Regions from separate parts of the Mus musculus genome. Here region 1 is linked to region 2. Evidence: chromatin loops called from intact Hi-C (ENCODE). Cell type or tissue: gastrocnemius. All regions are shown on one strand. Links, peaks and the distances in the headings refer to the core of each region. The heading gives the core; the rest is flanking DNA.

The links. Hi-C counts contacts between places; a loop is a spot of excess contacts. Peaks named below come from ENCODE experiments on the same cell type or tissue, not always from the same donor. Only the 100,000 strongest peaks of a DNase experiment are listed, where the experiment ranks them.
Region 1: a loop joins it to region 2, with 2.3 times the contacts of the local background. A loop is called at or near these places in 19 of 42 quality-filtered maps.

Annotation. Positions count from the first base shown.
Region 1 is chr16:10,508,890-10,513,889 of GRCm38, forward strand. It overlaps Ciita (class II transactivator), which reads left to right. Exons shown (of 19, transcript NM_001302618.1): 9 at 468-533; 10 at 1,815-3,465; 11 at 4,240-4,398. The region is part of intron 1 of LOC115488669 (a long non-coding RNA gene); the gene reads right to left. Among named protein-coding and RNA genes, the nearest start is that of Ciita, 31 kb to the left of the region's middle. In gastrocnemius, for the core only: no CTCF peak of the experiment used is centred there; DNase peaks (open chromatin) are centred at 2,028, 2,453 and 3,328.
Region 2 is chr16:10,418,327-10,426,574 of GRCm38, forward strand. It overlaps Nubp1 (nucleotide binding protein 1), which reads left to right. Exons shown (of 11, transcript NM_011955.2): 5 at 1,327-1,359; 6 at 1,930-2,020; 7 at 2,648-2,802; 8 at 2,901-3,011; 9 at 3,251-3,353; 10 at 4,496-4,579; 11 at 4,915-6,102. The coding sequence ends at 4,973. Tvp23a (trans-golgi network vesicle protein 23A) reads right to left here. Exons shown (of 7, transcript NM_001013778.2): 5 at 7,434-7,562; 6 at 5,873-5,932; 7 at 2,231-4,559. The coding sequence ends at 5,873. Among named protein-coding and RNA genes, the nearest start is that of Nubp1, 11 kb to the left of the region's middle. In gastrocnemius, for the core only: no CTCF peak of the experiment used is centred there; no DNase peak of the experiment used is centred there.

The DNA.
Region 1 (5,000 bases), core at 1-5,000, 89 kb after region 2:
TCGGATGACAGCTGGGACACATATGTCCATCCAAGCAGAACCACAAGCCACAAGCCTCCTGTTGATCCTTGGGGTGTGAAAGCATACTCCACTGAAACTGGAAACTTATAGAACATGTGTTTGAATGTTGCTTTTCTTTGTCTGGAGACAGGGTCTTGCTATATAGCCCTAACTGACCTGCAATTCAATATATACCTATTAGATTGATTGTAAACTTGCAGAAATTCTATCTAATCCCCTGAGAGCTAGGATTATACATACTGCAATGTCTGGCTTACCATAATCTTTAAAGCATTGATTTAAATTTTTTCTTAAACTGGAGATATCAGATACAGTCTTGGGCAGCCTTCTTGTACCCTGATCTTGGAGCTCAGACATGTGGTCCTGCCCTCAGCATGCCCTACCACTGGGAGGAGTACATGGGCACTCCCCAGACTCTAACTTGACACTGACTTCTCCATCCTCAGAGGACACATCTCCCTCCCCATGCCAAGAGGGTCCCGAGTCTTCCATCAAGCTTCCAAAATGGCCAGGTGAGTGACAGTAGGCCCTCTGTCCTGGAGACCTGACATGAAAGTTCAAAGCACTTCATTCATTCAGTTCCTGGTCAGTTCCTTGTTGTGGGCTCACTTGCTCATTCATCCATTCTTTAACCCATTCGTGTATCACCCAGTTGATTTCCCCATTGCTTAACATCTGTTCTGCCATTGGAGCAGTAGTACACAGGTGTAAGTCTCTCTCCCTGGGAGGCACTGTGGATGAAGGAGGTTAAGTATAGAGCCCAGAACAATGGAGGATGGTCAGCTATTAAAGAATAGCTAACCCCCAGGATGTCCCTTCTGGAGTGCAGCCCCAGGCTTTGTACTGTAGACTCCCCAGTCCCAGGGTCACCTCCATTTCACAGATGAACTAGCCTGAGGTATAGCAGGGCACCACACAGATGGGTTCCCAGGTCTCAACCTTTTAGGTTTTTGGTTTTTGGTGTTGCTGCTGACACCGTTTGTTTGTTTGTTTGTTTGTTTGTTTTGAGACAGACTCTCATTATTTGGCTCACACCATTGAACTGACTCTGTAACTTAGGCTGGCCTCAAACTCACATCCCTATTGTCTCAGCCTCTTGAGTACTAAGATAATAGGTATGCAACACTGTATCCACTGCCTTCACCTTCCCTCCCTCCCTTGTTTCTCCCTTTACTTATTTCTTTCTTCTGTTTTCTTTCTTTCTAACTTACTATGTAGCTGAGGAAAACTTCTGATCTTCCTGCCTCTACCTCCCAAATCCTGGGATTACAGGCATGTACCACCACATTCCTGGTTATGAAACGCAGGGTGACATACATATTAGGCAAGCACTCTGTCAGGAGGTACAACCTCACCAGCCCCACTGTATTTTTTTTTTAAGGCTTTAAATCATGTTTGTTTGTTTAGTGTGTTTAGTGTGTGTGTGTGTGTGTGTGTGTATTTCAGGTTTCATATATGAAAGGAAACATATGATATATGTCTTTCTAAGCCTGGTTCATCTCACTTAACATGTTGAATCCACAAATAACAACTCCCCTCTCAAAACCCATAGGGATGAGTGAGTAACCGAAGGGTTAAGGCAGGTCCCAGGGGGCTGGGAAGCAGTTCCGTGGCAGATCATGGGCTCTGGTTTTATCCACTCCTCTGGGAGAGCAGGAGGGTATGGCTGAATAAGTGAGCTGGCAATGGGCAGCTGTGAGCTATGGAAAAACTCTTGAGGGGGGCAGCTCTGGCCACCTCACCTTCCCCAACCCCTACTCCACTAACACTCTGACTCACCCTGGCTTTTGTAGAGGCTGTGGAGCGATTCCAGCACTCCCTACAGGACAAATACAAGGCATTGCCCCAGAGCCCAAGGGGTCCTCTGGTGGCCGTGGAGCTGGTACGGGCCAGGCTGGAAAGAGGCAGCAACAAGAGCCAGGAAAGGGAGCTGGCCACTCCCGACTGGACAGAGCGCCAGCTAGCCCACGGTGGTCTGGCAGAGGTACTTCAGGTTGTCAGTGACTGCAGGCGACCAGGAGAGACACAGGTGGTCGCTGTGCTGGGCAAGGCTGGCCAGGGAAAGAGCCACTGGGCCAGGACAGTGAGTCACACCTGGGCATGTGGCCAGTTGCTACAATATGACTTTGTCTTCTATGTCCCCTGTCATTGCTTGGATCGTCCCGGGGACACCTACCACCTGCGGGATCTGCTCTGTCCCCCGAGCCTGCAGCCACTGGCCATGGATGACGAGGTCCTTGATTATATCGTGAGGCAGCCAGACCGTGTTCTGCTCATCCTAGATGCTTTCGAGGAGCTAGAGGCCCAAGATGGCCTCCTGCACGGACCCTGTGGATCTCTGTCCCCAGAGCCCTGCTCCCTCCGAGGACTGCTGGCTGGGATCTTCCAGCGGAAGCTACTGCGAGGCTGCACACTGCTCCTCACAGCCCGGCCCCGGGGCCGCCTGGCTCAGAGCCTGAGCAAGGCAGATGCCATCTTTGAGGTGCCCAGCTTCTCTACCAAGCAGGCCAAGACTTACATGAGGCACTACTTTGAGAACTCAGGGACAGCGGGGAACCAAGACAAGGCCCTGGGCCTCCTGGAGGGCCAGCCTCTTCTCTGCAGCTATAGTCACAGCCCTGTTGTGTGCAGGGCTGTGTGCCAGCTCTCCAAGGCCCTGCTAGAACAGGGCACAGAGGCCCAGCTACCTTGTACACTTACAGGACTCTATGTCAGCCTGCTAGGTCCTGCAGCTCAGAACAGTCCTCCCGGAGCCTTAGTCGAGCTGGCCAAGCTGGCCTGGGAGCTGGGACGAAGACACCAAAGCACCTTGCAAGAAACCCGGTTTTCATCCGTGGAGGTGAAAACCTGGGCAGTGACCCAAGGCTTGATGCAGCAGACCCTGGAGACCACGGAGGCTCAACTGGCCTTCTCCAGTTTTCTGCTACAGTGTTTCCTGGGTGCTGTGTGGCTGGCACAGTGCAATGAAATCAAAGACAAGGAGCTGCCACAGTACCTGGCCTTGACTCCGAGGAAGAAGAGACCCTATGACAACTGGCTGGAGGGTGTACCACGCTTTCTGGCTGGATTAGTTTTCCAGCCTCGAGCCCACTGCCTGGGAGCTCTGGTGGAGCCTGCAGTGGCTGCAGTGGCGGATAGGAAACAGAAGGTTCTTACCAGGTACCTGAAGCGCCTGAAGCTGGGGACACTCCGGGCAGGGAGGCTGCTGGAGCTGCTCCACTGTGCCCACGAGACACAGCAACCTGGGATATGGGAGCATGTTGCACACCAGCTCCCTGGCCACCTCTCCTTCCTGGGCACCCGGCTCACACCCCCAGATGTGTATGTGCTGGGCAGGGCCTTGGAGACAGCCAGCCAGGACTTCTCCTTGGACCTTCGTCAGACTGGCGTTGAGCCTTCTGGACTGGGAAACCTCGTGGGACTCAGCTGTGTCACCAGTTTCAGGTGTGGGCAGGGCACAGGGCAGGCATAGACTGTAACTCTGGGGACCCCTATTCCATGGGTACAGCATTAGATGGTACAGAATACCCCCCCCCCATTATAAGATGACAATACTGAGGGCCAGAGAAAGGTAACCATTGCCACTAGCCATGCAGCCTGTGGGGGAGAGTGTCATTCTTCTAACCAATATTTGAATACCTGTGGTGTGCCAGGCACTGGAACACATCTAGAATCGCAGCCTAGCCTGAATTCAGGTTGGTTTCATCCTTCGATCACCAGCGTGTGCCACCATTTTCCCAGGCTCAGAGACACAACCCCCCTTAGCTTCTCTGCCTCCAGTCTTTTCTGTTTCACTGCTCTTTGAATTCAGGCAGCAGAGCCATCTTCCCAGAATGTGAATCTGGTCAGATTCCAGTGCTGCTTGCAGCCCTGCAAGGACTCCCTGTGCCTCTCGGGATGGGGGGTCTAAGTTCTTCCGTTCAGCTCAGTCAAGTCCATGTTGCAGCATGCTGGAGCACAGGGTCATCTCCAGAACAGTTCCTCCCACATCCCTGACACTCACGTTAGAAGGCCTGCCACAGTTGTGCCCAGAATTTAGCACTAAGCTTCCTGGCAGCCAGAGAAAAAGTGAACCAGTAAGGGCTGATGTGGTCGTGGAAGGAGGAGGTCAAGCTAAGAAAAGGATCTTACGAGGTGGGAGGTCCCTTTGCAGAGCCCCACCTGCCCTTGTAATCTCGCCTTGGTGCTGTGCCTGGGTCTGAGGCCTTCCCTCCACAGGGCCTCCTTGAGTGATACAATGGCATTATGGGAGTCCCTTCAGCAGCAGGGAGAAGCCCAGCTACTCCAGGCGGCAGAGGAGAAGTTCACCATTGAGCCATTTAAAGCCAAATCCCCAAAGGATGTGGAAGACCTGGATCGTCTCGTGCAGACCCAGAGGTGAGGAGGCAAGGGGTCAGAGTTAGGTCCAGACTGTGCAGGCAAGCTATATATGTCACATGCACATCCTAGCTACAGAGCTGCCCAATAGTCTTACTTGGCATGCCCACACAGGCCCTCCACTGCAGTCCCACCCAGCCAGGGACTCCGGTTTTGCCCTTTGCCCATTCTAAGCCTGACACCTTGTATCAGTCTCTTCACGGCTGAAGCCATGGAGATATAACCTGCTGGGGGCTAACAAGGAGACCTTCTGCACCTACTAACTGGTGGGACCCTCCTAGCCCCCCAGGCAGCCACAGACCCAGTGCCAGCACCATTTCAACCGTAACAGAGCCAAGGTGCAGAGGACAGGACACAAGGACAAGGAGAGCATTGTCTAAGACCTAAGTGCTGCTGAGCGCTTTCTCCAAGTCTCTCCATGAGTCAGACACAGATAGAACCCTGAGATATTCATATTCTCTCTGTCTCCATCTTTCTCTGTCTCTCTGTCTCTCTCTTTCTCTCTCTCTCTCTCTCTCTCTCTCTCTCACACACACACACACACACACACACACACACACACACACACACACACACACACACACATATACACACCACATGCT
Region 2 (8,248 bases), core at 1,495-6,494:
CACCCAAGCTTTGGCAGTGCCTAGGGTGTTCAGATGAGGATGCTAGTGTGCATAGTGGTACCCAGGTTGAGGTAACAAAGCAGGCTTGTGCCCCAGTCAGTGAGTCTTTGCACAACACACATGCCAACATGGGTATCCTTACAGTGCAGTTGTCTTATGAAGTAGAAACTTAGCCAGGCATGGTGGTGTAAGCTGTAGTCCCAGCCACTTGGGAGGGTGAGTCGAGAGGATTGCTTAGTTTTGGGGGTGGAAAACTGAAAGAGGAGAAGGCCTCGTCTGGTGTGTAGGTAGGAGTTGCTTCAGTTCTAATTTTGTAATAAACAGAACAGTGCCCAGCCCTGGGGTCTGTGCCTAGAAGTACCTCCGTGGGGCTGCCTGGGCGCTCTGGGCCCTTGCCCCTGTAGGTAGCATTCTGGAGTCAGGGCTCGGGCCACTGACTGGGACAGTTTTTGGGTTTCTTTGGTTGATTGGTTGGTTGGTTGGTTGGTTGGTAGACAAGCTCTCACTGGGTGGCCCTGGGTGGCCTGGAATTCACAGAAATTCGCTTGCCACAGCCACCAGAGTGTTGGAATTAAAGGTGTGCAACACCACATCCAGCCCAAGGGCAGCTTTAAATTTTTATTTTATGTGTAAGGTTATTTTCCCTGCATGTGTGTCTGTGAATCATGTACTCACATGTGTCCAGAGAGTCCCAAAGAGGGTGTCAGATCCCCAGGACCTGGAATTACAGACGAATGTGAGCAGCTACCATATAGATGCTGGGAACTGAACCCAGGTCCTTTGAGCCAGTACCTTTAACAGCTGACCCACCTCTGTCACCTGCTCAGCCTTGAATTAGCTGTGGCACTGAAGGCCACTGGGTAGTAGTCCCCCTCTGCTCCTGTGCAGGGCGGCCTGGCTGACCTCACGTGCTTGCATTTTCTCAGCAGCTGGCAGCACTCTCCTTCTTAAATACCTGAGTTGTGCCTGAACTTGAATAAGTTTGGTTCCTTGGCAAGGGCAGGGATAGAGTGTTTGTATCAAATAAGGTCTTCGTTTCTCACCCCTCCCTTAAGAACTGAGTGGCCAGCAGGCAGAAGAAGTGCTGGCTGCCAAGCCTGATTACCTGTGTTCTGGGATCTACATGGGAAAGGGGAGTCCTGAAGGCTGTCCTCTGACCTCTGTGTATGCAGTCATGAAACACACAGGCACACACGCACCACTAAATAAAAGTAATTAAGGGGCTTTTAATTGACTGGTGCAGTACAGGACAGTGAATCGCACTGTGTGAAGCCATCGTCCACGGGCACTTTGTCAGTGACAACAATGACTGTCATGTTCCCACAGGTTCACCAGAGCGGCTCCGGCTGGTCTCCAGTGGTGAGTAAGCCTTCCTGGGGAGGCAGTGTGTGAGGGTTAGTTATATCTGACGGGCTGTTAGAGGCAGAGGCTGAACGTTGACCGAGACTGTTTTCCAGACCAAGGATGAGCAGGTCTTGGCTGTAATGGGGCTCATAGACCTGTGCCGTCTGGTTCCATAGCTCCAAAGTGGTACTGTGCAGCTGAGTGACCACAGTGTACCCCAGTCAAACCTCACCTACAAGACTGGGTTTCGGGGTCTCTGCTGATCCAATTAGAACACTTTAGGAGACTGTTTATCTTAGCATTGTTGACTTGTTGCTGAGGCACAGGCAACACATGGCCTCCTGTAGATCCCACTATGGCCACCTGTTTCTCAAAAATGTTTTGAGGCTGCAAAGAGCAAGTGTGGGTGTGAGGTACATGGTACCTTTATCCTCATGATAGTCTCACCATCATCATCATCATCATCATGTTATTATTTTACCAAATTCCTTGGGAAGTGCCCTCTTGTGGTTTTATGTAGATGTGTCATGTCCTTGTTCCCCGTAAGCAAACATGTTTCTCCCCCTATTCCCATTTCTGCTGCAGTACGTGGATGACAATCTGGGGGTGATGTCAGTGGGCTTCCTGCTTAGCAGCCCAGATGATGCTGTCATCTGGAGGGGACCAAAGAAAAATGGTTTGTCACTGCTCCCCGGCTCCGACTCCTGGTTCTGGCTGTTGGGGAGGCTGTGGGTGCCTGATGGGCTTGGTGGTGTGTTCATGCTCTTATTTTGGTCCTGGGGTGGAGCCTAGGACCTCATGCCTACTAATGCTCTCACCTGGAGCCTGTAGTGTGTTCTGTTTCAGCATCCCCCTCCCTGATAAAGAAAACTATGAGAAATACAAGTTTTCAGTGTAGACATTTTATTACCTACTGTGAGCTTTTCTACTTTTAAGACTGAAGTGATCTGTAGTGTGATCACGTGACTGGTTTGTGTCAAGGAGAGAAGTGTGGAGTGAAAACCCCTTTCTGGGGAAGCCTAAGATGATGCAGATAGCACCGCTGGGCAAGCACCTTCTCCCTATTGACACTTAAGCCACATGACTATTGGAACCACATGTCTATGCCACACATAGACAGGAGCACCCCTGACTTCATCATGGCCACCCAGCATGTCTACAGATCTCACCGCCTGCCCCCTGGGGACAGCACTGTCACTGTGCTGAGGCTGAGAATGTAGGCCAAATGCTTATGCATAATGAAAGATGCTGCTGGAGATGTATGCCAGAAAGAAGGCACGCACTCAGCCTTGCCCACTTCTAGGTATGATCAAGCAGTTCCTCCGTGATGTAGACTGGGGAGACGTGGACTACCTCATCGTAGACACCCCGCCTGGCACGTCTGACGAACACCTCTCAGTGGTCCAGTACCTGGCTGCGGCACACATTGATGGGGCAGTGATCCTCACCACCCCTCAGGTGAGTGAGCGCTCTGACAACTGTACAGCATCTCCTGGACCACACGTGCCTTTCCGTGCCCTCTGAATGAGGGATAACTGCTCTGTGAACTTTGCCAGGAGGTGGCCCTCCAGGATGTCCGGAAAGAGATCAGCTTCTGCCACAAGGTGAAGCTGCCCATCATTGGTGTGGTAGAAAACATGAGCGGTTTCATCTGCCCCAAGTGCAAGGTGAGGGTCCCCAAGGCAGGCCTAAGCACACCACTGTCACAGTGAGGAAACGACAGGGATGGTTTCTGCTTTTCCTGCTGTTTTGGGAAGGGAGGGTCTCCATCAAGCCCTCTACTACTGCCTGGACGAAGACGCTTCAGAGTGTCACAGGCAACAAGGCACTGTTTCAAAATGTCTAAAAACTAGTTGTTCTGAGACGCAGAAGCAAAATCAAGCCTCCTTCTCTTTCTGCCTCACAGAAAGAGTCTCAGATCTTCCCTCCCACGACTGGGGGTGCAGAGGCCATGTGCCAGGATCTGAGGATTCCACTTCTGGGCAAAGTGCCGCTGGATCCACACATAGGTGAGTTCTGAGGGGCCTGTGCTGTGTGCACAGCCATCTTAGCAGCCCGGGGGCTTGGATGCAGGACCAGCAGTGGTGGCTCAGAACTGGACCCACAGAGCTCCTTAGAGGCTGCAGCCACAGGAGAGAAGCAGTGAGGCCTGGGGCAGGCACCTCATATCCTCCATGAAATTCCAGTTATGTGTCCCTAGGACTGCAGGGCCCTTGGTCACTCTGCTCCTGAGCTGGGCTCTGACAATTGTGCGCTGAATGGTCTTCAGAACTGAGGGAGTGGTGTGCAACTAACTCTGTCCCAGGCTCATCCAGGTATTGGTTTGCTGTGAGGAGACAAGGGCTCTTCTGCCCTGTAGATTCCACTTTCCCCACAATAAGAGTTGAGCTTGCTTGAGTCGCAGATGCCTGTGACGGGAGCAGGAAGTGGAGCAGTGCCAGGTGCCTAGGTCTCAGAGGGAAGAGCCTGAGGCAGACTACTTTCAGCTGCAGATGACTACCCAAATGTGGGAGCTTCCCTTCTCCTGTCAGGGAAGAAGGGACTGAGGTGTTTGAATGGGGCCTTGGGTAACAACATGGGGACTGGGCCTTGAGGGAGGTTCACAGGCAAAGCTGGTCTCCCCTGGGTTACATATGGTCCTCAGAATGGTGAATGTGTGTGCCTGTTTATGTGTGTGTGTGAGAGAGACAGAGACAGAGAGACAGTGCAGCTGGGAAGGACCATAATGGACATGATAGGGTTGTAGGCAGAGGACAGGGTGAGTGCCAAGGGTTCTGCTCACTAAGAGGCAGTATATATTCCACATTTACATGTGTGTTTCCTCAGAGCTGCAGAAGCTTGCCCCGTCTGCATTTCCTTTCTTAGTCCTCGATGTTCTGATTCCCTCTCCTGTATTCTCATTTTCCTGGGCTGCGGGTTAGTGGCTCTCATGCAGACTCCTGGGACCACTCAGCAGAGCAGTTCTTTGGGCCTAGAATCTGCCTTTGCCGCAGCAAAGCAACATCATTGCTGAGGAAGGGACACAACTGGGGCATGTGTTGTGTCTCTCCACCTTTGCTGTCCTTGAATGGGGAGCCGCAGGCAGCCATACAGCAGCAGGCACAAAAGAGCAAGGCTTTTACAAGGGTCTCCTTTCCTCTGTCTCTTTAAGGCAAGAGCTGTGACAAAGGCCAGTCTTTTTTTGTCGAAGCTCCAGATTCACCAGCCACAGCAGCCTACAGAAGTATAATTCAGAGTAAGTACTTGAAACATCGCCTGCAGGGAGGCACCTAGAGGAGCGAAGTGTGCAGAACTGTAGGGTTAACCTGCCAGCTTCAGCTGGGGACAGCAGGGGTGCTGAGACCCCATGACCAGCATAGCTCCCCTGTCCAGGAGACTCTGAGACTAGCCTCCCGTGTGTCAGCACTATGAGCTACTTCTTAGTTTGAGAAACGGGGCAGGTGACGTTCATAGCATGGGAAATACTTGCCATTAAGGCCAATAAAACCGACTGGAATCCTAACTGGTAAGCCAAAGCAAGCCATGGGCAAAGGTGTTGGGTGAAAACTCACCTCTCAACTTGCCTTTTAGGGATCCGAGACTTTTGTAATTCTCATCAGTCACATGCTGAGACCCTCATCAGTCCCTGAAGTGGAACAGGACCGAGTGCCACCTGCTAACCCCAGAGTTGGCAGGCCACGTGTCCAGACACCTGGGCAATGGGGGACAGGTGGTACCATAGCCACCAGATGCTGACAGGATTTGAAGTCACTCATTAAGACACTGTAATCACCTATCTGCCTATTTCCTCGAGATCAAAGGTACGGGCGCTCTGCATCCAGGTGCCATTCATCAGAAAATAAAAATGTCTCCTTGAACCTATCCCTTAGGGCCTGCTTCCTGGAATCCAAGGGACTAGGAACTCTCTGAGTCACAGGACTCCCAGGAACTGTTTCTGCCTCATGTGATAAGCCTAGGGAGACACAGAGGGGGGATGACACTGCCTGTGCCCACACTGGGGTCTCCAGCTCTGGGAGGTCTCCAGTCATGCTGGGATCGGTGTGGGTGCTTTGGCTGGGGGCCATCAGAGCCCCTGGCAAAGCCTGTAAGTCACCCATGAGGTGACGGTGCCTTCAAGACATCCGGTATTGCCCAGGGTCCCAGGCAAACCATCACCTGGCACGTCTGAGGCACAGATGTAATTGTCCTCGTGATCCGGGACTAAGACGTAGAACTGAGAGCTGCTGAGGGAATTCATTCCAGATTTCCACTGTACTGTGGTGTGACACTGGAATATGGGCAGCCCCCTCCCCTATCCTCTCCTTCCCCTGTACACGTAAACTCTTGGAGTGTACTGGGGTCCCTGTAGGGCAGATGTGACCTTTCCAAAGCTCGATGGGTCCCGAGCAGGCCCTAAATATCGGGGTTCTAGCTTGGACTTGTTCTGGGTCAACTTGGAGGACTGGGAAAGGCCACCTAGGCCTGGAGCACAGGTCAGGAGCTGCTTTCCCACAGGTGCTCAGGCCTCTGGCCTGCACGTGCTGCTCACCTAGTGCCGGTGGATGTCCAGCCCTTCCAGCCTGGGCTTCTCGAAGTCACCTGGGAAGTCCTGCAAGGCAAGAGAAGCCATGACTGTCCCAACAAAGAGCAGACTCACTGGGGAGACCCACAGCCACAAGTAGCCAAAAAGAATCCTCCATCCCTCATTTCTGACAACTTGACAATTGGCAATTATTAAGACAATTATCCAAGAAATATTTCCTAGCTTCAAAACAAAAACAAGGCTTTGTCATTCTTTCCTCAATTCTGTGGTGTGTGTGTTCGTCCATGTGCATGTATGTGCAGGCATGTGCATCCCATGATGTACCTGTGGGGGACAGAGGACAACTTTGGGGGCCTTATTTCTCTCTTTCCACCTTGTTTTTGAGGCAGGATCTCTCATCTGTCTCTGTACTGTATACTCCAAGCTTGTTGGCCCAAGAACTTCTCTATCTGCCTTCCCATCCAGAATGCTGGGATTAGAGATGCTTGCCCCACACCTGGCTTGTGTGCATTCTTGGGATAGAATTCAGGTTGTCAGGTTTACACATCCAGTGCTTTTACACACTGAGCCCTCTCCCTGGCCAGTTGTAGGTTTTGCTTTAATTACTTGATTTTATGTGTATGTTGCCTGCATGAATGTATATGTGTAGTGTGTGATGACTGTGGAAGTCAGAAGAGGGTGTCGGAATCCTCTGGAACTGGAGTTACAGATAGGTGGCTGAGCTGCTGTATGGGTGCTGGGAAACCGATCTGGGTCCTCTGCGGGAGCAGCAAGGTTTCATAATTTTAGCCCCAGTCTTAAATATCACTTAAAACTAAACAGTAGTCACAAAATGTCAGACACTTTGTTGATAGGAGCTGTCAATTTGTTACAGACAGAATGGTGGGTGCCATGGGGCTAGGGACAAATAGGGAGCTAGTGTCTAAAGGACTGTGCTCGGGCTGGAGAGATGGCTCAGTGGTTAAGAGCACTGACTGCTCTTCCAGAGGTCCTGAGTTCAATTCCTAGGAACCACATGGTGGCTCATAACCATCTATAATGGAATCTGATGACCTCTTCTGGTGTGTCTAAAAACAGCTGTGGTGTACTCATATACTTAAAATAAATAAATACATCTAAAAAGAAAAAAAAAAAAAAGGACTGTGCTCTTGTTGGGAATGAGAAGGTTCTGGGGCATCTGTGAAAGGCTGTCCCTAGAACTAATTGACCTGGTGTGTGTGTGTGTGTGTGTGTGTGTGTGTGTGTGTGTGTGTGTGTTTTAACTTGTTTGTTTAACTAAAACAGGGTCTCACTAAGTAGCCCTCCCTGGGCTGGGCTGGAACTCATTATGTAGACCAGGCTGGCCTTAACATCAGAGATCTACCTGCCCCTGCCTCCAGAGTACTGATATCAAAGGTGTATACCGTCAGGCCCAACAAGAACTATACAACAGAAATAGTCAACATGGTGGATTTTACATACATACACAGTAAAAAGCAATAGGAAGACTGTTAAAAACTGCAACTGCATGCAGGTGCCCTTCTCTGTCACCTAGAAGGAAGGTTCTGGGAAGGAACTCATCACTCACCGTCTGAAACACTGTCTGGGACAGAAAGCTGGCTGCAACTGTGCGCATATCACCGTCGCCTCCCATCTTACAGAGGATGTAGCCGTAGAGGTTCGCAGCTTGGAGGGAAATGCCAGCAATCACAAGAGCCTGCATTGGGCAAAGCAGAGGGAAGCCTGCTGAGGGTGCACACCCACAGAGAAGGGCTGGTATGGCTACTCTGTCAACAGGAACACCTAAGCAACCAAAAGGCTGTGGCCACCATGGTTCAGTAAAGGAGACTAGCAGAGAAACAGAACCTGCCCAAAGTCATGGAGCTGGTGCTGGTGAGAGGCAGAAACCAAAGGAGCCCGTTTGCTGTCACAGTGTTGCTACTACTGTGCCCTGTATTCTGTGTCCTCATTGAATGGACAGCTCTCCCAAAGAAAATGGGCACTGTCAGCCTTCCTTCCAAGAGAGGCTGGCGGCTAACAACAGATAGCGCACATTTTAATCAAAACTCCTTCCTGGAGGCTGAAGATGCAGCTCAGCGGGAGTACTTAGCTAGCCTGCACAAACACAAGGTCCTTGGGGGTCCCTCCCCAGCACTTCAGAAACAATACATCATTTCATATCAGCATTATTCATTCTTAGCCACTAAGGAATGAAACAGAACGTGCTGTATATGCATGCCATGGAATATTATTTAACCCTTCAAAGAAAGTGTAGTTTGGGTGGCCCTGACCATGTGCTAAGTGAAAGAAGCCACCTAGGAAAGAACGAATACTGTGTGATTCCATTTATGTAACATCCTGGAACAGGCAAGTCTACCTAGGAAGGTGAGTTTCAGGAGCCAG